Regions from separate parts of the Homo sapiens genome. Here region 1 is linked to region 2. A link is a loop called in an ENCODE intact Hi-C map of the cell type or tissue named here. Cell type or tissue: PC-9. All regions are shown on one strand. Links, peaks and the distances in the headings refer to the core of each region. The heading gives the core; the rest is flanking DNA. Region 1 has its middle 33 kb from the start of ZMIZ2. Region 2 overlaps OGDH (oxoglutarate dehydrogenase).

Evidence for each region. Hi-C counts contacts between places; a loop is a spot of excess contacts. Peaks named below come from ENCODE experiments on the same cell type or tissue, not always from the same donor. Only the 100,000 strongest peaks of a DNase experiment are listed, where the experiment ranks them.
Region 1: it touches region 2 in a loop (4-fold over the local background); 2 of 110 quality-filtered maps call a loop at or near these places.

The regions. Positions count from the first base shown.
Region 1 is chr7:44,709,450-44,721,906 of GRCh38, forward strand. No RefSeq gene overlaps it. Among named protein-coding and RNA genes, the nearest start is that of ZMIZ2, 33 kb to the right of the region's middle. In PC-9, for the core only: no CTCF peak of the experiment used is centred there; DNase peaks (open chromatin) are centred at 1,412 and 2,762; H3K27ac peaks cover 1,607 bases.
Region 2 is chr7:44,631,870-44,644,326 of GRCh38, forward strand. All of the region lies in intron 2 of OGDH (oxoglutarate dehydrogenase), which reads left to right. Among named protein-coding and RNA genes, the nearest start is that of OGDH, 31 kb to the left of the region's middle. RefSeq lists enhancers at 6,157-6,667, 6,513-6,632, 6,521-7,048, 7,113-7,262, 7,577-8,104 and 1 more and a silencer at 3,488-3,643. In PC-9, for the core only: CTCF peaks have their summits at 7,670 and 7,893; DNase peaks (open chromatin) are centred at 6,392, 6,862, 7,512 and 8,062; H3K4me3 peaks cover 622 bases; H3K27ac peaks cover 4,873 bases.

The DNA of each region.
Region 1 (12,457 bases), core at 283-5,282, 73 kb after region 2:
TCTCACCAGCACACACCTGGGTCCCCTCTGGCCAAGAGCTTCATCCCATAACAAGCCAGGTATTGGCTTCCTGAGCACTCAACCAATCTCACCCCTGAGGAAGAGCTTAAGTGGGGTCAAGCCTCTGACCCACCACCCTGTTCTCTAGGGAGCACCTGCCTGGGTCCCCGGATTTGTCCTGTTGTCGCTTTGCAGCATGGCCCAAGGTTCTTCTGATGGAAGCATGACCACCAGCCAGTGCCAAGTGGAGTGGGTCCTGGGGTGGGCGTGAAGAGCTGCTGCCATCACCCCCAGAGCTGTAGACAGGCGCTCCTGCACACGTCTGCTGGTGACCAGTGCCACCTCCCTGTGCCTCACCACTTACCCAAAATCCTGGCCGGGCTGGGTGGCTCACACCTATAATCTCAGTACTATAGGAGGCCAAGGCAGGAGGATCGCTTCAGGCCAGGAGTTCAAGACCAGCCTGGGCAACATAGACCCTATCTCTGCAAAAAAATTTAAACATCAGCAGGGTGTGATGGCGCATACCTGTAGTCCCAGCTACTCAGGAGGCTGAGGTGGGAGGATCACTCAAGCCTGGGAGGTCAGGGCTGCAGGGAGCTGTGGTTGCACTCCCAGCTGGGTGACAAAGCAAGACCGTGTCTCAACAACAAAAAAAAGATTTTGGAAAAATGGCCTCGGTGTGCTGCAGCAAGGTAAGCTGGGACTCGCCTCGATGCTTCCCAGCTGGCCAGGGAAGCGGAACATCCGGGTGAGCAGAGCCCAAACTGGTTCTGAGGATCTAGGAACACTTCCCAGGGAGTGGGGCTTGAGTTGGTTCCTGAAGCGGCTCAGCACGGTGACCCCTAGGTTGTCCTGGTGGTAGTTGTGACCACAGGAACAGGCAAAGCTCCTCTGGAAATTCTAAGTATGTGCAGGTCTTTGTAAGTTCTCACTGCAGGTCTGTGGCCCTCAGCACCCTGCAAGGAGAACAGGGCTTTGTAAGGGCTCTGGAAAGATCAGGAACAGTCAGAACATGCTGGACCAGGTGTTCACACATGACGTCTTGCAGATGGTTCCCTGGTTTTGTTCTGTTTCAGTTTTTAATTGTCCCATTTTCTAAAATTGGAAAACAATTGTTGGAAGAAGCTCCATGCAGTCTAGGCAGCATCTTGTGTGTTTAGATGAGACTTAGTGGGTCAGGACCGTGTGTGTGTGTGTGTGTGTGTGTGTGTGTGTGTGTGTGTGTGTGTCGAACAGCAGAGTGACATCAGGTGACAGCCTTGGGTTAGCATCACAGATGCAGCAGGCATGGTGTGGTGTGGGTGAGCTGAAGGGAAATGCAAACCGTTTTTAGGACAAAGAGGCCTTGTTCTGGTCACTGGCGAGCAGCTTGGCCCTGACTCACCCCTGAAGCTCCTGAATTGTCGCCGTTGGGGCAGGGCAGACAGGGACATAACCTACCCAACATCACTGCCAACATCCTTGCGCTTTTCTGGATATAAAAAAGGTACTTCTGGATCCGAAATATCTAAGCTAGATGTGAGAGCGTCAGCTTGCTCCACTGGGGAGGGAACTTCAGAGCCAGCCCCCCTCACCCAAGTACTACTGCTGGTGATGGCTGGGGTGGGTGAGGGTGAAAGAGGGGCATCACCAGCCCCATGAACTCAGTGTGGTCTGAGAGTGCCTTCTGGAGGGGGTGGGGGATGGGGGATGGGGAATGATAGGCTGAGGCTTCACTCCATCCGCATGTTTGTGCAAAGGTGTCCACGCTTGAGAAGGGAGAAGAGGCTGCCAGCCCCACTGGAGTGACTAGGAACCCTACACCCGGATTCCCTCCCTTTCCTCCAGCAGAAACAGAATTGGAATCAATGTCCAGTGATACTTCAGGCCTAACTTTGGTAGGGTAGTGAGCTCCCTGTCGGGATAGTATTCGACTGGGATTTCACTGTACAGAGATGGTAGAAATGTCCCTGTGTAGGATTCCGTGATCTTGTGACCAGCAGGTCTCTGCTCAGGGACCCCTGCTCTGCCCACTCCAGTGTATGCTAGCACACCTGGCTCTCTCAGTCCCCAAAATAAATCATCAAAGACTTCCCTGAATGACGGCCAGAGCAGGGGGTTTTCTCCAGGATACCCAAAGGGGCCACGTTACCCACCTCCTAAGTCCTCATTCCCCCACCCAGCCTCACCCATCTTCCCAGACCTCTCCTCCCTAGAGCTTCACCGGCCCCCAACCTGGCTCATGGGCTCAGGGCCCCAGATTGCCATGGGAACTTCTGTTAACTCCAAAGTGCCCAAGTCCACCCAGGCCCCTGGCCAGAGTCTCCCTCTCCAGTGCTGTATCCACTGGTGTGTCGGTTGGGTTTGTCAGCCTTGAGACCTGCCAAGACCCTGTCTCCTTTCCAGCTCTCCCCAGCGCAGAACTGGGTTCTGGTCTGCCTCTGAAACTCTTGACCTGGGCACCCTGAGTCCCTTCCCTTCCCAGACCTCTACCCTGTGTAGGGAACCAGCCCTAGTGGGAAAAGTCACTACTGAACAGGCCCCGAGGATAGGGGCTGTTCCCTCTGTGCCAGGTCTTCTCTCTCATTTCCTCTGCTCACTCTGGTCCTGAAGGTCAGGCTTAACAGAGTTTAGCACCTAGGTTCAATGAAGGGTCTGGGCTGTGGATCAAGGAACAGTTTTGCTTAGTTCTGGAGTTAGCAAAGCCGCATTGCCTCATTTGTCACAGCCAGAGGCCAGGAAAGGAAGGTAAACAGATTAGTGACCAGGTTGGTATGTCCAGAGGCTGTAGTGGTCTGTGGGAGCAGATGTTACCGGCACCCAGAGGTGTTGGAGGGAAATGGGTGGAGCTTAGAGATCCAGGTGAGATAAAAACTTGGGCGGAAGGCAGATAGATGTCAGGAAGGCTTGCCTGGCCAACCGCAACGTGGAACTGGGAGACAGTAGGTCAGAGGGGTGTGTAGGGGGTGGGGGAGGCTGAATTTGAAATCTTTGTGACCTCCAGGTGGAAATGTCAGGGAGGCCATTGGCTTTATGGATCAGAGCAGGGAAACGCACTGGGTCCTATGCATCATCTGTGGGTGGGGGTCCTGGCCCCTGGGGCACTGGATAAGACAGTGGGAAGAAAGGAGGTGGGGAGCAGGCCCCCGACAGCTAACCATGTGCCTCTGCAGAGCAGGGGGTGAGTCTAGATGTCCAAGGGGAGTCTCCTTTTCTTCTCCACCCAGCCCCAGATCTTGTCCCTCCCTAGGTTTTTTGTTTGGTTGGTTGGTTGGTTGATTTTTGGAGATGGAGTCTGGCTCTGTCACCTAGGCTGGAGTGCAGTGGTGCGATCTCTGCTCACTGCAAACTCTGCCTCCTGGGTTCACGCCATTCTCCTGCCTCAGCCTCCCGAGTAGCTGGGACTACAGGCGCCCGCCACCACGCCCGGCTAATTTTTTTGTATTTTTAGTAGAAACGGGGTTTCACCATATTAGCCAGGATGGTCTCGATCTCCTGACCTCGTGATCCACCCATCTTGGCCCCCCAAAGTGCTGGGATTACAGGCATGAGCCACCACACCCGGTGTCCCTCCCTAGGTGTTTTTAATCAGCCATGCCAGTAACCTGGCAGTGCCACTGGGCATTCTGTACCCCTTATTCCCTTCCCCTGCTGGGGCTGTGCCAGGAGCCACCTGCTCGTCTCTTCAGGGCTGTAGGACTGCCGTGTTACTGCAAAATGATCTTCAAACTCAGATTGGATCCTGTCTGTCCCCTGTAGGAAACCACTAGCTCACCTTCCCCAGCAGTCTGGTTGCTTAGGGGGCTGTCCTCCCTCCCCACTGGTGCTCCAGGCTGCACAAAGAGGACCTGGAGAGGAACTAGGTGGCCCCCCTTCATCTCCTCGCTCCCTCTCCCTGGAATCCCTTTCCCTGCCTTGTCTGCGGAGCCCACTCCCTCCCAGCCCACCCTGTCACTCAGGAGCTGTGTGTGTGTCACCATCCTGCCACTGGTTTGTTTGCTGTCCCCCACATTGGCTGCAGTGCCTGGCACATGGCAGGGACTCCCTTGGGCTTCCAGGATGAAGGGATACTTGCTTGTCTATTACATTTTCCCTCTATTGGAGAGGTGGTAACTAAAGACTGAGCAGAAAGGCTGGTAATAGGAAAATGGAACAGGACTTTGGCCATCATTTTGGGAAGCTACCATAGCTCTTTCCTTCCAAGACTCAATACCAGAGCCCCTTATGCCACGGTGGGCCAGGTCCTGCCTAGATTTCCAAAGTTGGGATGGGACCCCCTACCCCCTCCCCACCCTTCATCCAGGGCTTATTTACTGAGTGGCTGGCACTTGCTCTTTGGGGTTCAAGGCACCACAAACGTTGTGTTCATTCTGTGTTGTAAGAACCTTCTAACTCCCGCCCAATGCTGGCCATTTCTACTTCCCCGAAGGGGCCTCCTGAAACTGTCATTGCAGAATTGTAACTGAGACAGTGACAGAGTTCTGACCTGGCCAACTCCATCCTGTTTCTGACCTCCAAGCTGTCTTTGTCCATTCCCGGGCATAGGCTGAACTAATTTTAGGAGGAACTTAGTTTATAGTTTGTAGTTTGACACAAATATAACTGCCTTTTCCCAAAACAAACCCCCTTCTTGCCTGGGACGAGACTGCCTTTATAGGACTAACAAATTAGTCAAACATGTTAGAAATTTTGGTTTAGGAGTCATATCCCTAGAGGCTACAAGATTCTGATGCTCCCCAAGTAGTCGCTCCTGGTGATAACATCACTATTGTAAAACCTAAGATAAGTGCTTGAGATATTCTGCAGACCCTGCACTAGATGGATCAGCTGGCACCACTCAGGTTGATAAACTGGCTCATGTGATCTTGGGGCCCCCACTCGGGAACTGACCTAGCACAAGAGGACAGTTCAGCTCCCTATGATTTAATCTCCAACCCAACCAATCAGCACTCCTGACTCACTGGCTGCCTCCCCCTACCCACCAAACTATCCTTAAAAACTCTGATCCCCAAATGCTCAAATGCTCAGGGACACTGACTTGAGTAATAATAAAATTTCAGGCTGGGTGCAGTGGCTCACGCCTGTAATCCCAGCACTTTGGGAGGCCAAGGCAGGTGGATCACCTGAGGTTAGGAGTTTAAGACCATCCTGGCCAGGGTGGGCTGCAGCCCCTCGGAGGCTCACTGCAACCTCTGCCTCCCAGGTTCAAGCGATTCTCCTGCCTCAGCCTCCCGAGTAGCAGGATTACAGGTGCCCACCAGCACGCCCGGCTAATTTTTGTATTTTTAGTAAAGATGGAGTCTCACTTTGTTGGTCAGGCTGGTCTCAAACTCCTGACCTCAGATTATCCACCTGCCTCAGCCCCCCAAAGTGCTGGGATTACAGGAGTGAGCCATCATGCCGGGCAATTTTTTTTTTAAAATATACATGGGTTTTTGCCATGTTGCCCAGGCTGGTCTCAAACTCCTGGGCTCAAGCAATCCACCCTCAGCCTCCCAAGTTCTGGGATTACAGGCATGAGCCATCACACTCAGGAGTTTGAGAACAGCCTGGCCAACGTGGTGACCAAACTGCGTCTCTACTAAAAATACAAAAAAATTAGCTGGGCATGGTGATGCATACCTGTCACTAGTTGGGTATTATTTGTTTGGGTCTGTTTCTGGGTTTGCTACTCTATGCATTGATCTTTGTCTTTATTCTTCACCAATACCACACTGTCTTTTTAGTTACGTAATGAATTTTTTATTTTTTTGAGACAGGGTCTCACTCCGTCAACCAGGCTGGAGTGCAATGGCGCAATCTCGGCTCACTGCAACCTCCTCCTCCTGGGTTCAAGTGATTTTCCTGCCTCAGCCTCCTGAGTAGCTGGGATTACAAGTGTGCACCACCATGCCCGGCTAATTTTTGTATTCTTGGTAGAGACAGGTTTTCACCATATAGGTCAGGCTGGTCTCGAACTCTTGACCTCAAGTGATCCACCTGCCTGGCTTCCCAAAGTGCTGGGATTGCAAGCATGAGCCACCGCACCCGACTGCCTACATGTTTTTTGTTTTTGTTTGTTTGGTTGGGTTTTTTTTTGAGATGGAGTCTCGCTCTGTCACCCAGGCTGGAGTGCAGTGGCGCGATCTCGGGCTCACTGCAAGCTCCACCTCCTGGGTTCACGCCATTCTCCTGCCTCAGCCTCCCGAGTAGCTGGGACTACAGGCGCCTGCCACCACGCCTGGCTAATTTTTTGTATTTTTTTTTTTTAGTAGAGACAGAGTTTCACCATGGTCTCGATCTCCTGACCTTGTGATCCGCATGCCTCGGCCTCCCAAAGTGCTGGGATTACAAGCGTGAGCCACCGCGCCTGGCCTGTTTATTTGTTCTTCGTTTTTTGTTTTTTAGGTGGAGTTTCACTCTTGTTGCCCAGGCTGGAGTGCAGTGTTGCGATCGCAGCTCACTGCAATCTCTGCTTCCCAGGTTCAAGAAATTCTCCTGCCTCAGCCTCCTGAGTAACTGGGATTACAGGCATGTGGCACCAAGCCCAGCTAATTTTTGTATTTTTAGTAGAGACGGGGTTTCTCCATGTTGGTCAGGCTGGTCTCGAACTCCCGACCTCATGTGATCCGCCCACCTCAGCCTCCCAAAGTGCTGGGATTACAGGCGTGAGCCACCATGCCTGGCCGGTTGGTTGTTTTTTAAGACAGTATCTGGCTTTATCGCCCAGGATGAAGTGCAGTGTTGTGATCATGGCTCATTGCAGCCTTGACCTCCCAGGCCCAAGCAATCCTCCCACCTCAGTCTCCTGAGTAGCTGGGACTACAGGTACATGCCACCATGCCCGGCTACTTTTTGTATTTTCTGTAGAAATGCATTTTCACACTGTTGCCCAGGCTACCTACATGTTAGGTTTTTTTTAAATTAATATTGAAACAGGGTGTCACTCTGTCACCCAGGCTGGAGTGCAGTGATGCAGTTTCAGCTCACAGCACCCTTGACCTCTCAGGTTCAAGTGTTTCTCAGGTTTCAGCCCCCCAAGTAGCTAGAACCACAGGCATGTGCCATCATAACTGGCTATATTTTTTGTTTGTTCTTTTGTAGAGATGGGGTCTTTTACGTTATGCAGACTAGTCTTGAACTCCTAGCCTCAAGCGATCCTCCTGCCTCAGCCTCCCAAAGTGCTTGCCAGGCAAGGTATCAGAGTCCAGCACCAGGAAGTTGTCGACTCACGGGTTAGTAGGAAGAATTTACTGACAACAGTATAGGTTTGAAAAAGGAAAGTTTATTAGAAAGGAAGAACGCTTCTGCCAGGCACGGTGGCTCAAGCCTGTAATCCTAGTACTTTGGGAGGCCAGAGCGGGTGGATCACCAGGTCAGGAGTTCGAGACCAGCCTGGCCAACATGGTGAAACCCTGTCTCTACTAAAAATGCAAAAATTAGCTGGTGTGGTGGCAGGCACCTGTAATTCCAGCTACTCAGGAGGCTAAGGCAGGAGAATTGCTTGAACCCAGTAGGCAAAGTTTGCAATGAGCCAAGATTGCGCCACTGCACTCCAGCCTGGGCAGCAGAGTGAGACTCCGTTTCAAAAAAAAAAAAAAAGTAAAGGAATAAAAGAATGGCTACTCCGTAGAAAGAGCAGCCCTGAGGGCTGCGGTTGCCCATTTTTATGGTTATTTCTTGATTATATGCTAAACAAGGGGTGGATTATTCATAAGCCACCTTTTTAGACCATGTAGGGTAACTTCCTATCGTTGCCATGGCATTTGTAAACTGTCATGGCACAGGTGGGAGTGTAGCAGTGAGGATGACCAGAGGTCACTCTCGTCACTATTTTGGTTTGAGTGGGTTTTGGCCAGCTTCTTTACTGTTTTATCAGCAAGGTCTTTATGACCTGTATCTTGTACCAACTTCCTATCTCATCCTGTGACTTAGAATGCCTAACCATCTGGGAATGCAGCCCAGTAGGTCTCAGCCTCATTTTTTACCCAGCCCCTATTCAAGATGCAGTTGCTCTGGTTCAAATGTCTCTGACATTTCCCTCCCCCTCTTTTAGAGGAGAACGCTTAATCCTAAAGGTTGCAGAGGGATGAAGATCCATCTTCTGTAACTTCTTCAGCCAGAATAGGGGTGATGACATTCCTGCCTAACTATTGGGTCTCTTGCATTTAGGTTAGAGAGGAACCCAGTCAGAAAACATTGATATGGCAAGGGCCATTCATAACTTTTGAGTTCCAACAAAAGGTGATTATCTGGGGCCAGGAGCAGTGGCTCAGACCTGCAATCCCAGCACTTTGGGAGGGTGAGGAGGGCAGATTGCTTGAGGTCAGGAGTTCATGGCCAGCCTGGCCAACATGGTGAAACCCTGTCTCTACTAAAAATGCAAAAATTAGCTGGGAATGGTGGCGTGCGCCTGTAATCCCAGCTGTTCCCGAGGCTGAAGCAGGAGAATCGCTAGAACCTGGGAGACGCAGGTTGCAGTGAACCGAGATTACGCCACTGCACTCCAGCATGGGTGACAAAGTGATACTCCATCTAAAAAAAAATAATAATAAGCTGGGAGCGGTGGCTCACGCCTGTAATCCCAGCACTTTGGGAGGCCGAAGCGGGCGGATCACGAGGTCAGGAGATCGAGACCACGGTGAAACCCCGTCTCTCCTAAAAATACAAAAAAAAAATTAGCCGGGCATGGTGGCGGGCGCCTGTAGTCCCAGCTACTTGGGAGGCTGAGGCAGGAGAATGGCGTGAACCCAGGAGGCGGAGCTTGCAGTGAGCCGAGATTGCGACTGCACTGCAGCCTGGGCGACAGAGCGAGACTCTGTCTCAAAAAAAAATAAATAAATAAAATAATAATAATAATAAGTAAGCTTATCCTCGTTCCTACACAAAGAGTACAACAATAATATATTCCAAAACAATAAAGCAAAATAAGTGAAATTATCCCAAGTAATCTAAATAAGAAGGCTTTCAATGAACTGGGCTACTGTTGGAACCAAGCTGATATGAAGTTGCTAGCTGATTCCAATGCATCCAGAATTAGAATACTGATCCAGATTTTTACATTACCCATCCCTTCTGTTTCTTTTGAGCTGCAGCAAGAGATTACTGGTTGGTTCACAGAAACAAGCAGTTAGTCTAAATTGCAGGAAAAAAACGTAAAAGCAACTGATGAGATTAGAATATAATAACAAGTGTACCATACATAGCTCTTGAAACTTAATTTTTCTCTCTCCAGTTTCCCCCATTTTCACTAAAGACAAATCATAGTAAGACTGATTTGCTTTATTATGCTTGGCCTGATTATTTGTATAAAGTCCAGCAAGAATAATTATTTGTCATATAGGCTTTTTAAATTAGCTTTAATGGAACTCTGTTCCATAGAAGGAATCTCATATAAAACTTTTTTTAGGCCAGGCGCAGTGGCTTATGCCTGTAATCCCAGCACTTTGGGAGGCCCAGGTGGGTGGATCACCTGAGATCAGGAGTTCAAAAACAGCCTGGCCAATATGGCAAAACCCCATCTTTACTGAAAATACAAAAACTAGTCGGGCATGGTGATGCACGCCTTTAGTCCGAGCTACTCGGGAGGCTGAAGCAGAAGAATCGCTTGAACCCAGGAGACAGAGGTTGCAATGATCTGAGATCGCGCCACTGCACTCCAGCCTAGGTGACTCTGTCTCGGGCAAAAAAATTTCTTTTAAAGCCGAGCCCAGCCATGGGTTTATACCATCAAGTACCTATGAGTTGGGTAAATTCCTCTCCTCTTTATGTTCCAAGATAACTTGGGCCTCCTGGGATTGTCAGAAGTGACATTCTGCCTGGGCGAGGTGGCTCATGCCTGTAATCCCAGCTACTCGGGAGACTGAGGCAGGAGAATCGCTTGAACCTGGGAGGCAGAGGTTGCAGTGAGCTGAGACTGTGCCATTGCACTCCAGCCTGGGTTACAAGAGTGAAACTCTGTCTCAAAAATAAATAAATAAAAATAAAAAATAAATAACCAATTCTTTTTTTTTTTTTTTGAGATGGAGTCTTGCTCTGTTGCCCAGGCTGGAGTGCAGTGGCATGATCTGCAACCTCTACCTCCTGGGTTCAAGCAATTCTCTGCCTCTGCCTCCCGAGTAGCTGGGATTACAGGCACCTACCACCATGCCCAGCTAATTTTTTTGTTTTTTGGTTTTTGGGGTTTTTTTTGAGATGGAGTCTCACTCTGTCACCCAGGATGGAGTGCAGTGGTGTAATTTTGGCTCACTGTAACCTCCGTTTCCTGGGTTCAAGCAATTCTCCTGCCTCAGCCTCCTGAGTAGCTGGGATTACAGGGGTGTGCCACTGTGCCCAGCTAATTTTTGTATTTTTAGTAGAGACGGGGTTTCATCATGTTGTCCAGGTGGGTCTTGAACTCCTGACCTCGTGATCTGCCCGCCTTGGCCTCCCAAAGTGCTGGGATTACAGGCGTGAGCCACCACACCTGGCCATTTTTTTGTATTTTTAATAGAGACGGGGTTTCACCATCTTGGCCAGGCTAGTCTTGAACTCCTGACCTTGTGATCCACCCACCTCAGCCTCCCAAAGTGCTGGAATTACAGGTGTGAGCCACTGCACCTGGCCTAAAATAACCAGTTTCTCCAATCGTGTCCTGTTGCAAAAACAGACTCTTTTTTTGGGGGGGTGCGGGGACAGAGTTTTGCTCTTGTCACCAGGGTGGAGTGCAATGGCATGATCTCAGCTTACTGCAACCTCCGCCTCCCAGGTTCAAGCAATTCTGCCGCCTCAGCCTCCCGAGTAGCTGGGACAGCATACAGGTGCCCAGCACCATGCCTGACTCATTTTTGTATTTTTAGTGGAGACAAGGTTTCACCATGTTGCCCAGGGTGGTCTTGAACTCCTGACTTTGGGTGATCCACCTACCTCGGCTTCCCAAAGTCCCGGGATTACAGGCGTGAGGCACTGCGCCTGGCTAAAAACAGATTCTTATTGCACTTATGCCAATAACTACATCACCATAAGTTAAGAATACTCACAACTAGTTTCCAAATTCTGGAGAAACCAGGTAGAGAGAAACAAATATGCTCTAAATTTTGTTCACTTTACTCAATTGTTAAAAGCTGTAAATAGCTAAAAAGAAATTTTTTCTTAACTCTGAAAAACAAAGCAAAGGATTAGTAACATTTTAAGCAAATGTTAAAAAAGATTACTTCAGGCTTCTATTAGTTTATTACATGCAGTTAACTCCTGTTTGATATTCATGAACATTTCAGCTCTTCATGAGAGTCCTGAAAGTATTTTCCTCTACTCTAATGTCACAATCTCAAAAGTTATCAGAAACCTGCGTTTAAGAACATCTGTTAGAGTTCTATAGTTGATTATAAACCACCTTCTAAAGAGGACCAAAACAAGACAACAATTATTTATGGATGACAAAATGTCTTAGGACGGCCACAGTCAACAACACAATTGACAAAGAAATTTGGTTACCTCTGTGGAATACAATGACTTTATGTAACAATTATAATTATTAATAACATATACTAAGTCATATCTGAATTATGAGTTTCCCATTATTTTGGAACACATACCAAGAACATATTTATAAAAATACAGCCTCAAGAAAGCCAAATACCATTTCAATTTGACAATGTTTCCTGTATGATTTTTGTACCAAATAAGACAAACTTTCACCTTTACATTAGTGTATTATTAATGTTAAACCCAATTCTCAATAAAACCTTATAGACATATCTACCCAACGTCAATGTTTAACCATAAGGTAAGATTCTCATAAACCTTTTATAACCCTTTACAAATTTTTGTTAAAGAGCATATTATAAGCAGGTTTTTGCTTTAAGAAAAACATATTTTGCTTTTATTCCAATGTTTAATTTACAGAAAAACTGAATAATATCCCCTTAACTTTAGCCAATATATTCACGCACAGAATTTTTTTTTTTTTTAGACAGAGTCTCACTCTGTCATCCAGGCTAAAGTGCAGTGGCATGATCTTGGCTTACTACAACCTCCACCTCCTAGGTTCAAGTGATTCTCATGTCTCAGCCCCCTGAGTAGCTGGGATTACAGGCTCATAGCACCATGCCCAGCTAATGTTTTTTAATTTTTAGTAGAGACTGGGTTTTGCCATGTTGGCCAGGCTGGTCTTGAACTCCTGACCTCAAGTGATCCACCCGACTCAGCCTCCTCCCAAAATGCTGGGATTACAGGCGTGAGCCACCATGTCTGGCCCATACACTGAATTTTTTTAACAAGATTATTATTTTTTTCTGTTTTTTTTTTTTTTTTCCAAGATGGAGTCTCGCTCTGTTGCCCAGGCTGGAGTGCAGTGGCACAATCTTGGCTCACTGCAATCTCCACTTCCCAGGTTCAAGCAATTCTCCTGCCTCAGCCTCCTGTGTAGCTGGGACTACAGGCGTGTGCCACCATGCACAGCTAATTTTTTTTGTATTTTTAGTATAGATGGGGTTTCACCATGTTGTCCAGGCTGGTC
Region 2 (12,457 bases), core at 5,031-10,030:
CCCTTAAAAAGAAAAATAAATAAATAAAAACATTTGGAATTCTAATAGAACCCACTGAGCTTCTGAAAGGAAGTGCATTATGCTGTGCTGTGAAGGAGCCCAACAGGGGCTCACGGTCACTCAGCAGGATGATGGATGCAGGCTTCAGGGCCAGGAGCCAGACGCAGCAAGAAAAAACCAAAAATTTGGATTATGAAGTAAATGGAGAGGTTCCAAGATCAAACCAAGAGGTGTTTGTTGATTTTGTTATGTGCTGTGGGAGCATGGACCCCTCAGCAGGTAGAAGGAGAGCAAGTTTGAGGATGTGGTGCAGGAGGAGTTGGGATCCCCAAGAGCAGGAGGGACTGAGGCCAGGACAGCAGGCATACGAGGTCACTGAGGCTGGTGGGAGGAGAGAGGCTTACTCTAAATGAGGATCACTGCATCTTTTGGAGCTCTTCTTTTTGAGACAGGGTCTCCATTACCCATACTGGAGTGCAGTGGCACCATGATAGTAGCCTCAAACTTCTGGGCTCAAGTAATCCACTCCCCCGCCACTCCCCCACGCCTCAGCTTCCTGAGTAGCTGGGAGTACAGGTGCACACCACCATGCCTGACTAATATTTTATATTTTTTATAGAGACAGGGTCTTGTTTTTTTGCCCAGGCTGGTCTCAAACTCCTGGCTTCAAGCCATCCTCCTGCCTTGCCTCCTAAAGTGGTGGGATTACAGGCGTGAGCCACTGAGCCTGGTGGATGTTTTTTGTTGTTGTTGTTATTGTTGTTTTGAGATGGACTTTCGCTCTGTCACACAGGCTAGAGTGCAATGGCACGATCTCGGCTCACTGCAACCTCCGCCTCCCCGGGTTCAAGTGATTCACCTGCCTCAGGCTCCCAAGTAGCTGGGACCATAGGCGCGTGCCACCACGCCTGGCTAATTTTTTGTATTTTTAGTAGAGACGGGGTTTCGCCATGTTAGCCAGGATGGTCTCAATCTCCTGACCTCATGATCCGCCTGGTGGATGTTTTTAATGATTATCCTTTTGTACTGTACTTTAAGAAAAAAAAAATTTTGTTTAATGTCAGAAATTGAAAGGGGAGAGAGATCAAAAATACCTTAATGGGGCCAGGCACAGTGGCTCACGCCTGTAATCCCAGCACTTTGGGAGGCTGAGGTGGGCAGATCACGAGGTCAGGAGATCGAGACCATCCTGGCTAACATGGTGAAACCCTGTCTGTACTAAAAATACAAAAAATTAGCCGGGCATGGTGGCGCACCCCTGTAGTCCCAGCTACTTGGGAAGCTGAGGCAGGAGAATGGCGTGAACCTGGGAGGCGGAGCTTTTAGTGAGCCAAGATTGAGCCACTGCACTCTAGCCTGGGCAACAGAGCGAGACTCTGTGTCAAAAAAAAAAAAAAAAAAAAAACCCTCAATGGGAAAGTAGACTCCAAGAGTGAAAAGGAGCAAATTGTTCCAGTGAGTTCCATTCTGTAGCACAGGTGGCCACAGGTGCTTGCCTTTGAGGAAATGAAAGAGCCATGCTTTGTAAGTCAGAGGCAGGCTCAGCTTCCCCGCACAGTCTGAAGCTGGGTGGCGGTGAGAAATTACTAAAAGGTTAGTGCCGGTTTTTTAGATGAAGTCATCATGTTATTAAAAAATAGTCTGTTTAGTCTCTAGGTTACTGTTCTCTGGCTCCCCTCCCCATCCAAGACTCCCTTGGAGGGAGGTTTGAGGACTTTGGGATTCTCATATCTCTTCGCGTCCATGATTGGATCGTGAGGTGAGGAGATAGCCTTTAGAACCCTCTCTTTGAGTGGTCAGTCACGTGGTATTCCCTCTGAAACCCTGGAGCAGATGCTTTGTGTAGCTGGGCTGGGGTTCCCCCAAATAGGGTTGCATAATTATTGAGGACAGATGAGGCCTCAACCAGACGACCACAGGTGACCCCAGACTGTGGGTCTTCCTCACCTCCTTGAGAGTTGCAATTCTGAGAGCTGATAAAATGTGCCATTGTGTGCAGATCTGGGTAGTTTGAAGCGTTCTCATTTCCTGAGGTGTGTCAGAAAGACTGCGTGAGAAAGGGGTCACAGTATCTTGGATGTCATCTTTTCATGCAGTAAAAAGTCTGGTTTCCATGAATGTTTGTATAACAAACCACCTCAAAACTTGGCACCAGTGTAGCATGTCTCATGACTCTGTGGGTTGGCTAGGTTTCCCCACTCCTCCCACTGCCAGCTCCCTTGGAGCTGAGGCTCACACCAGGCTAGAAGCCATGAAGGCCTCTGATGTGTCTGGCAGTTTGTGCTGGCTGTTCACTGGGCCCTGCCATCCTCCAGTAGGCCGGAGCGATTCCTGCACAAAGTCCCAGAGTAGCTCCAGACAGGGAAAAGAAAGGCTGTGGGGCCTTTGAGGCCTAGGTCCAGACCGTACACTGCTACTCCCCACGCCATTACCTTGGTTAGAGCAAGTCACAGACAACCCTTAGGGACATCCGTTTGGGGAGAGGAAAAGGCATGGCCACTGGACAGCCCTCCACAGCTCTTTTCATAATGACCTGATAGAGCAGCCACCTTTAGTCTAGTGCAGAATCCCAGCAAATATCATTCTGATATCAGTAGATTCCATAGGGCAGAGCTGAAGCAGCTGTTCTTTGCTAATCTTGGAAGTTTATTGATGTTTTATTTACACACCTGTACAGACAGAAGATAATAGAGATTGTTTAGAAATATTCTGTCACCTATAATGACTAAGCATTGCTATAATGGAGCATGTGGTTTCCTTAATTGAAGAATACCTAAATAGAAGCCCATTCTTAACTGGCCTCAGTATAAACAGCTTGTAGTGGCAGGTCACCAGGCCTGGATCACAGTGCCCTACCTTGTTTTTGCTTCATAGGCAGAATGGTGGTAAGTGGTACTCTGGCCTGGGCAAGGTCTGAGCAAGGCCTGCATTGATGGAGGGTCCAGAGTCCAGCTCTACCATCTGCACATTTTCTTTGGAGACTTGTGCTTAGCCCAACAGCATGAATCATTTGCTGAAGGCTCTGGAGGTGGGCATTCCATCCACAAGTCTCCCCAATAGGGAGTACCCTGTTTGGACATACAGGGTAGTCACACATATGGGTTTTAAATCTTGTTCTTAGGATATTTTCAGGAAAAGCTCTGGCCCACACGTTTAGGACCATTTCCTGGGCAGCATTGGAAGGAGTGGTAGAGGTCATGCAGGCCTGCCCTGTCTTGTGTGCAGGAAAAGAATGAGTTGTTGGTCTACACTGAGGCCGGGATGGGAGGCCTGCCCCTTACAGCAGCGCCGGCTGAACTCCAGGCTGGCTGGTCACATGGTGCCCAGCAGCTGACTTTTTATCAGCTTGGCTGGATTAGAATGAGCTGAAAGAAGAGCCATACGCCGGTGTTCCTTGGTTACATGGTGCCCTGTAGTTGATATTTATAGCAATTAAAAAGCATTGTCAGTGTCAGAACTTAGTAAGTGAGGTTGTGTGGATAGTGCTGGGCCTCATCAACTTATCAGCTGTGCGAGGGCCTTTGAGCATGGGTGTGGCTCCATGCAGCAAGGAGACCGGAGCCTGCCCCACCCGCGCCGCGGATTATTTAGACAAGGTGGCAGTAATGTGGTGACCAAGGGTAGCTACGTGGGTGGGCTGGGCTTGTTCTGTGGCTGAGGTGGAGTAGGGAGGGCAGCTGGAGTGGCGTCTGTAGGGGCTATGGATAGATGAGAGGAAGTGGTCTCATCAGTCCAGAGCCACCCGTAGTCATAGAGCTTGGGCTAAGTTGTAACACTCTCCTCATGTTCCTCATCAACTTCTTGAACAAATGCAAGTATATGTGCAAGGACTTTATAATTTTTTTTTTTTTTTCGAGATGGAGTCTCGCTCTGTCTCCAGGCTGGAGTGCAGTGGCACGATCTCGGCCCACTGCAACCTCCGACTCCCTGATTCAAGCTATTCTCCTGCCTCAGCCTCCTGAGTAATGGGGATTACGGGCACGCACCACCACGCCCAGCTAATTTTTGTATTTTTAGTAGAGATGGGGTTTCACCATGTTGGCCAGGATGGTCTCAATCTCCTGACCTCATGATCCGCCCGCCTCAGCCTCCCAGAATGCTGGGATTGCAGGCGTGAGCCACTACACCTGGCCGGACTTTATAAATTTTAAAAAGCTGCAAATGCAGGACCATCATCTTAAATAGCCTGTGTTTAGGACTTTTACAGACAAGAAAACAGGCCAGAGAGCTGAAGCAACTTCCCGAATCCTCATGCAGTTCATGGGAGGCAGACCTAGGACCTGGGGACCCAGGAGGTGGCCACAGTCAGTCCTACTGGTCTGTGAGTGGGCACTGGGGGGCTGTAGAGCACCATCCTGCATGACAATGGGTGTCAGCTACTGCTGGGGGAAGGGATGTCAGATGGTATATTTGCCACCCTCAGAAATAGGAAGCCCTACCTATTGGAAACCTCACAACCAAGGACTGGCAGGGAGCTTGGCCCTCAAGACTCCCAACTGCTGACTCAGGAAGGGCAGAGTCTGCTGCCTGTAGCTGCCGATATGTGGGAACAGACAAGTGCTCCTTGGTTAGGAGTGGCACCTGCTAAGGTCAGCGCCTCTGCTGCAGTGAGGGGCAGCCCTGGACTCAGACTCTCCCAGGGTGGAACCCCATACCTGTCAGGCTGCTCCCTCAGAAAGGAGGCTGAATATCATCTGAATTTAATTCAGTAAAGGTTAGGTGAGCAGCTGCCACATGCAGAGAGCACTGAGGATACTGTTTCTAGCCTTTCAAGAGCTTCCTTTGAAGAAAGAGCACTGGTCACTGTGAGGAAAGTGCATTATGGTTGCATAGAATTCTGAGTTTGTGGGAGCTTGGGGAGCAGTGACTTTTGACTTGGAAAACAGAGCTTCATTTATTACAGCTAAGTGCTTTTAGTTACCTAAAATTAAATAGGAGGTCTGGTTTCATTTCATCCAGAATGTAAAAATTATTTACCGCTGAAATCTATCATGTTTAAGTCATCTCAGCAACAAGTTGATGATCTTAAACCCACTCATGGGAAGTTGGCTGTGAGTGGGGTGGGGGGGCACACAAGCTCCCTGCCTGCGAACCACCCCTCCCTCTGATGCCATTTGGTGGCAAAAGTCAGCCATTACCCTGGTCAGGTGCTTGTTCCTCTTGGGGGTGGTTAGTGGTTTTCTCCTTAATCTCCCATATTCTTTTTCACTCACCTGCAGCCTGGTCCCAGCTCACCTGCCCAGCCTGGTTTCTTAACCATCTGTACACCCTGCATGTGGCAGTATCATGAGTCTCAGCACATGGTGGGCAGGCACTGGCCAGGTGCTCCTGTTGTCTATTCTCTTTGGCCAAATGTCTTCTCTCTCCTCCTCAGGCTCTGCAGGCCTTACCTTGCCTTTAGGGCTCAGACCGTGGGCCCCTCCTCAGAGCATCCTTGCTTTCCTCTCCCATCCCACTTGTCTTACTCTTCGTTTCTCAGCACTTGGATCCATTCTGTGAATTTACACGTTTACTGGTTTTTCTTATTCTTGTTAAGAGTAAGAAGCTCATTTTAGTCATCTTCCTGTTCACAAACCTTACAGTATGCCACATATAGTTAATAGATATTTGTTGAATTGAATGAGAATTACTGGATTTTTAGAAATAATGGTATTCATTGGCTCAGCATCGTGCCTCACACCTGTAATCCCAGCCCTTTTGGGAGGCTGAGGTGGGTGGATCACCTGAGTTCAGGAGTTTGAGACCAGCCTGGCCACCATGGTGAAATCCCGTCTCTATTAAAAATACAAAAATTAACCAGACACGATGGCGGTGCCTGTAATCCCAGCTACTGGGGAGGCTGAGGCAGGAGAATCACTTGAAACCGGGATGGGGGTTGGGGGGTGGTTGCAGTGAGCCAAGATCACGCCACTGCACTCCAGCCCGGGCGATAGAGCCAGACTCTGTCTCAAAAAAAAAAAAAAATGGTATTCATTTTTTGACATGGTACATCCTGCACACATCTGACACTCTTAGGAAAATGTTTATGTGTGGTAAGAACTTCATCAGAATCCCATAGCCCCTTGCAGGGCTCAGAAGTTGGCCTTTTGGGAGTGAGTGCTTTCCCGCACCCCTCCCCTGGCCCAGGACCCCTCACTCCTTCTGGCAGCTTCCTGCCCCTTGAATGTCATTTACAACCTTGCCCACTTACCTTAACATTTTAACCTTTTCCCCCTTATCAGTGACATTGTCATTGGTGGTCAGAGAATTAACTGTGTGTAACTGTATATTTGAGGCAAGGCAAGGGGACAGATATTTTCCTTACGTTATTAGTTGTGCAACAGAAGCCAATTAAGAGATTGGAGAGATGAATAACACTAGTGATGGGTTGCAACTTGGGTGTGGAGCTGGGCACACCCACGTACGTCATTGTGACTCAGAAGTCCCTGTCACCGCCCTGAGCCAAGTACTAAAGTAAGGCCCAAATACCACACTTACTTCATAAAGAAACCAAAGTCTGACTGCCTCCATTTCTCATGAGTGAAAAACTGTTTCTATTATAGGAAACTTAGGTCTTCAGTGTGTTTGATGGTAGCATGCTATTAGATTGTGTATTCTCAAGTCTGATTTTCCCCATTACTGTGCTTTCTCCTTTTCACTTCTGCTTTGTCACTTGGAATGTTTCTAGAAGTAGAAGTCACTGCCCCTGCCTACATCAGACTGCAATTCCGGGACATCCAGGCAACAGCAAGGGATAATTAGGAATAAATTTGGCTGGAAGAAAGGGAAAATGCAGCTTAGGCAGCCTAAACCAACAGGCTTATTTTTCTCACTCAGTAAGAGAGCTGAGGTCGCCTGACTCAGCTCAGGTTCTCAGTGAGCCATCAGCCACCAGGTGCCACCTTTCAGTGAGTGGGCTTCTATCCCTTCCAGGTGTCTCTTCATGCTCCATGGGAATTAGATGGGACATGCTTTGACTCTCTCTTCCAGAAGCTTTCTCTTCTTTTTGAAGGGGCTTCTGTTTGCGCTGGGTGGTCAATGACTCAGCCTAGTCTTGATTTATCCCCCAGGATGGGGACAGACAGCAGGGGAGAGATCTCAGGTTGAGATGAGTGTACAGTAAGGGCTGGGAGTATCAGAAGGGGAAACGCTCTCCCAGATAGTGACAAAGCTAAGCGACCATGTGAAGGGAGAGGACAAACATCCCATGGAAAGAAGGGTAGCTGCCAGGCCTGCGGGAAGGAAGGAGCATGATGCTGGGGCATGGGAGCAAGTGGACAGGGAGGGCTCTGCAGGTCCCCTGGAACCTAAAGCCAGGGGTTATGGAAGGCAGATCCAGATTCAGGTGTTCAGAGGATGAGGCAGGGGTGGGTAGTTTAAGGAGCTGGAGAAGAGGTATCTCCTTGGGGAGTGGAAGATGTTAGAGAGATACAGGGTTGCAGGACAACAGGGAGGTGGAAAGAGAGTGGGGGATGGACTGTGGCATCTGGGCCCCACCAGGAAGGAAGTGGCCCCATTGGTGACTCATACAGGGAGGGGTGGGGCCAGTGGGTGCCTGGGAGCTCTGGTACTTGGGCAGGTCTGGCTTCCTGCTGCCACATCTGTTGGGAGGTGAAGCCTGCAGGCCAAATAATGACCTTCATTTTCAAAGCCTTTTTGAATAAATAAACTTTTTTGAGGTTTAACTTACATATATTAAAATTCACTTGTTTTAAGTGTTTAGTGCAGTAGGTTTTGCCAAATGTGTGCAGTCACTACACTCGATACAAAACATTCTATCACTCAATTCAAAAACCTTTTAGTATACCTCCAGGTCTTGGCGCAAAGAGGGCTTGCTGTTGTTGGGTGTGGGGGCTCACCCAGTCCTGGAGACAGAATGGGCTCTTTGTCTGAAGGTGGGGCAGGGTGCTCCCCCAGTGGTGTGGGAACTGAGCCAACTGGAGAGTGAAGTGGGATGCATGGTGTAAGATGAATAAGGGAAAGGCTGCAGAAGTTGCATTCCCAGCATTTTCCTTCCCGGGGATTCCCAGCAGCTCAGCAGTACCGGTATGAACCAGTTTTTTTCTGACTGCCTCCAGCATGAGCTGAATTTCCGTCTGTGCAGTTATCCTCAGCCAATTGAAAATCACCTGGAGTTGTATTCCAAGCACAAAAGAAGGTCAGAGAGTGGAGGCCCGATGATCATGATCGCCCTGTCTCCAGGGCCTAGGCTGGAAGGAGTCCTGCAGCCTTTGTGGCTCAGGACCAGAGAGCTGACCTTGACCCTGACCTTGTGATCCCAGGCATCAGTGGCTGGAAATTCCTTTCATTTTATTGTTGAGCCCAGAAGCGCCCAGCTCTCTTTGGCAAGGTTAAGCTAGGGTAAGAGGCACTGTTACTAGAGTGACCAGAGTTCTTTAAGCGTCGCTCTGCTATTACTCAGTTAACCTTATTAATACCCTGCCTGGTGACTGCTGTGTGTAAATTCTGCCTGAGCCCACATCTCTCCAGTGGGAATATGATTGACATTCCAGGTGCTCTAAGTAAGTTGGAAAAGCCCACAGAGAGCCTCAGTAAAAGTTAGCTATACCTATCCCTGCTGCTATTGGTGGGTTTTTTTTGTTTTGTTTTGTTTTACTATTTTAATTGTTATTCAAAGCTAATTTTATTGAAAAGAAGTAAACTTGTGATTTTGCTATGACTTTTGGCTCTGGATCCAAAAGTGAATATTGTCCCCTAGGATAAAGGAGGCTGTCTGTACAGCTGGAGAGACTCTTGATCTAAGGTCTTGCTCTTGGGTGACTTTGCCCTGTGTTTCTGGACACTTAATGGGTTTTACGAAATAGAAGAAAATGTTTTAGGGGTTTAATAAAGTTTGGGTTGTGCTGTTCTCCAGTACTTACTGGGTTTGAGGGTCATGCCCTATCCATGAACCTGTTGTGGCCCCAGGGAACTAAGTAAGTGTCTACAGCTAGACTTGGGGTGCGGGTCACATGGTGTGAGGGTAGACATTCTAGCACTGGAGCAAGTTTGGGGTAAAGAAAAATTTTGATTAGGTTTTTTGTGGGTTTTTTTTTTTTTCTTTGAGACAGAGTCTCGCTCTGTCGCCAAACTGGAGTGCAATGGCATGATCTCAGCTCACTGCAACCTCCGACTCCCTGGTTCAAGTGATTGTCCTGCCTCAGCCTCCTGAGTAGCTGGGATTATAGGCACACACCACCACCCCCAGCTAATTTTTGTATTTTTTTTTTTTTTAGTAGAGACAGGGTTTCACCATGTTAGCCAGGATGGTCTCGATCTCCTAACCTCGTGATCCGCCCGCTTCAGCCTCCCAAAGTGCTGGGATTACAAGCATGAGCCACCAAGCCCAGCCTTTTTCTTCTTTTTTTTTTTTTTTCTTTTTTTTTTTTTTTTTGGAAACAGGGTGTCACTCTGTCGCCCAGGCTGGAATACAATGGTGCGATCTCAGCTCACTGCAACCTCTGCCTCCCAGGTTCAAGCGATTCTCATGCCCCAGCCTCCCAAGTAGCTGGGACTACAGGCCTGCACCACCACACCCAGCTAATTTTTGTATTTTTAGTAGAGACGGGGTTTCACTATGTTGGCCAGGCTGGTCTCGAACTCCTGATCTCAGGTGACCCACCCACCTTGGCCTCCCAAAGTGCTGGGATTACAGGCATGAGCCACTGCGCCTGGCCTGATTAGGTTTTACGTGACAGTGGTAGCTTGCTGTTGGTTCTTGCTGTGCAGGGGTGGGATACAGCCAGACTGACTCCTGCTCAGTTTCCTGCTGTATTCAAGGGGTTTCTCCTTTTAGGTCAGGTCCTCAGTTATTGGAGGCCTGGGTAGAGGCCAAGAAGTGCAGTCATTGGTCATCCCTGCTTTCACAATGAAGATGGATGTCCAATGCATGTGGTCCCCAGTCATCTCTGCTTCTAGAATGTATGGAGCTCTCAGTCCTGCTGGAAAAGCTCCATGAAGTCAGAAGTACCTGAGGGTGTCCAGTGTATTTGTGCACAGCCACCTTTTAGATCCCTGTGTCCTTGACAGAACCAGTCATGGACTGAGTGGGAGGCAGCCTTTACTTTGCCTAGGGAGTTGATGCTGAGACATCCTCTGTTTTCTCTCCTAAGAGTAAGTCAGTTTTTTCCTCTGGTGGAAATACTGCCTTTTCTCATGTTGGAGGAGAACACTGAGTTTTCATGAGAACCGATTTAATGGAGGAAGGTGAGAATCTCTTTGGAGATTCCAAACCCTGGGTTTCTTTAGCAAACATTTTGATAGCATCTGTTGAAAAGGAAAGTTTAGGCCCAGATGGTGGCTCATGCCTATAATCCTTGCACTTTGGGAGGCTGAGACGGGCAGATCAGTTGAGCTCAGAAGTTCAAGAACAACTTGGGCAACATGGTGAAACCTCATCTCCACAAAAAAATATTTAGTAAAAAAATTAGCCATGCGTGGTGGTGCGTGCCTGTGGTCCCAGCTACTCAGGAGGCTGAAGCAGGAGAATCACTTGAGCCCCGGAGGTGGGGGTTACATTGAGCCAAGATCGTGCCAGTCTACTCCAGCCTGGGCAGCAGAGCCAGACCCTGTCTCAAAAAATAAAAAAGAAAGAAAAGGAAAGTTTGCAGCCTTTTTTCATGTTCCTGATTGTTGGGTTACATTTGTATAAGATGCTTCTGTAATAGGTTTTGTGGGAGGTGCCAGAAGAGAACCCCAAATCTGTCTTCTACATCAGACAATACACCAGAAATTAACCAGAAAGGTAAAAACCGTAAAACCTCAAATAGTTTGATTTGTAAAAACATTTTAAAGGCCAGGTGCAGTGGCTTACGCATGTAATCCCAGCACTTTGGGAGGCCAAGGCGGGTGGATCACAAGGTCAGGAGTTCGAGACCAGCCTGGCCAACACAGTGAAACCCTGTCTCTACTAAAAATACAAAAATTAGCTGGGCATGGTGGCAGGCGCCTGTAATCCCAGCTACTCGGGAGGCTGAGGCAGGAGAATCGCTTGAACCCAGGAGGCAGAGGTTGCAATGAGCCGAGATTGCACTACTGCACTCCAGCCTGGGCAACAGAGCTAGACTCTGTCTCAAAAAAAAAAAAAATTTTTAAATATAATTCACATAACATAAATGTAATTATTTGGCCTGGTCCTGGTGACTCACAACTGGATTCCCATCACTTTGGGAGACTGAGGCAGGAGGATTGCTTGAGGCTGGGAGTTTGAGACCAGTTTGGGCAACAGAGCAAGACCCTGTTTCTTTAAAAAAAAAAAAAAAAAAAAAAAGTCATTTTTTAAGTGTACCATTCAGTGGAGTTTTGTTTTTAACAGATGGGTTCTTGCTGTATTGCCCAGGCCAGCCTTGAATTCCTAGGCTTAAGTGATCCTCCTGCCTCTGCTTCCCAAGTGACTGGGACTACAGGCACATGCTACTACACCCAGCTACAGTGGTTTTTAGTATGTTCACAATACTGTGCAGTCACATCTCTGGTGGTTGTTTTCTTTAAGTTATTTTTTCTGAATACCAAAAAATACATGCTTATTATAGAATGTTTTAAATATTCTACAAAAAAGAAAAAGGGAAGGAAAAAAAAAGTATTCCACAAAACTCCCCTCAAAAACAGATTTCACTGAGAGATCAGACTCCCCTGCATGAGGCAGATGGTCCAGGCCTGTGCATTATCATTGTGTCTTTTCTAGTTTGTGTCTAGCAGCAGTATATAGCAGTGCTCTTGGTAGTGGGACCATCTGAGTGACGTACATCTGTGCCCTAGCCAGCATTATAAAAGAACCTGTCTGAAAAAAACAGAAGACCTTAAGGACCAGCATACTGGATTCTGTAGCCATCTCTACCTTCTGGTCTCCAGACTCAGACAGACCCATTTGATATCCAGCCATGTCCCAGACAAGGAGCACATCTGGGTGGCATCTTGTTAGAAGGAGAATGCAAAGATCTCATAAAGTTTTGCCTTGCCTCTCCAAGTTTTTCAAGACAGTCTTATCAGAGTTTATTGATGGAAGAATTTTAGAGGCTGGAAAAGGTATTGCAGAAAAGAAAAACAATGTTTCTATTTTTTTTTTAAACTGATGTTTTGCCAGGCGCGATGGCTTACGCCTGTAATCCCAACACTTTGGGAGGCCAAAGCAAGTGGATCACTTGAGGTCAAGAGTTTGAGACCAGCCTGGCCAACATGATAAAACCCCATCTCTACTAAAAATACAAAAATTATAAGCCTGGTGGCGTGCTCCTGTAATCCCCGCTGCTCAGGAGGCTGAGGCAGGAGAATCACTTGAACCCGGGAGGTGGAGGTTGCAGTGAGCCAAGATCATGCCACCACACTGCCTGGGCAACAGAGCGAGACTTCATCTCAAAAAAATTAAAATAAACTGATGTTTAATTGTGCTTTTCTTTTCTTTTTACAATGAACTTTTGTGAAGTCTTAGTATGTCTGATCTCTTAAATATTTTAAAAACTTGCATCTTTGTATGAGATGA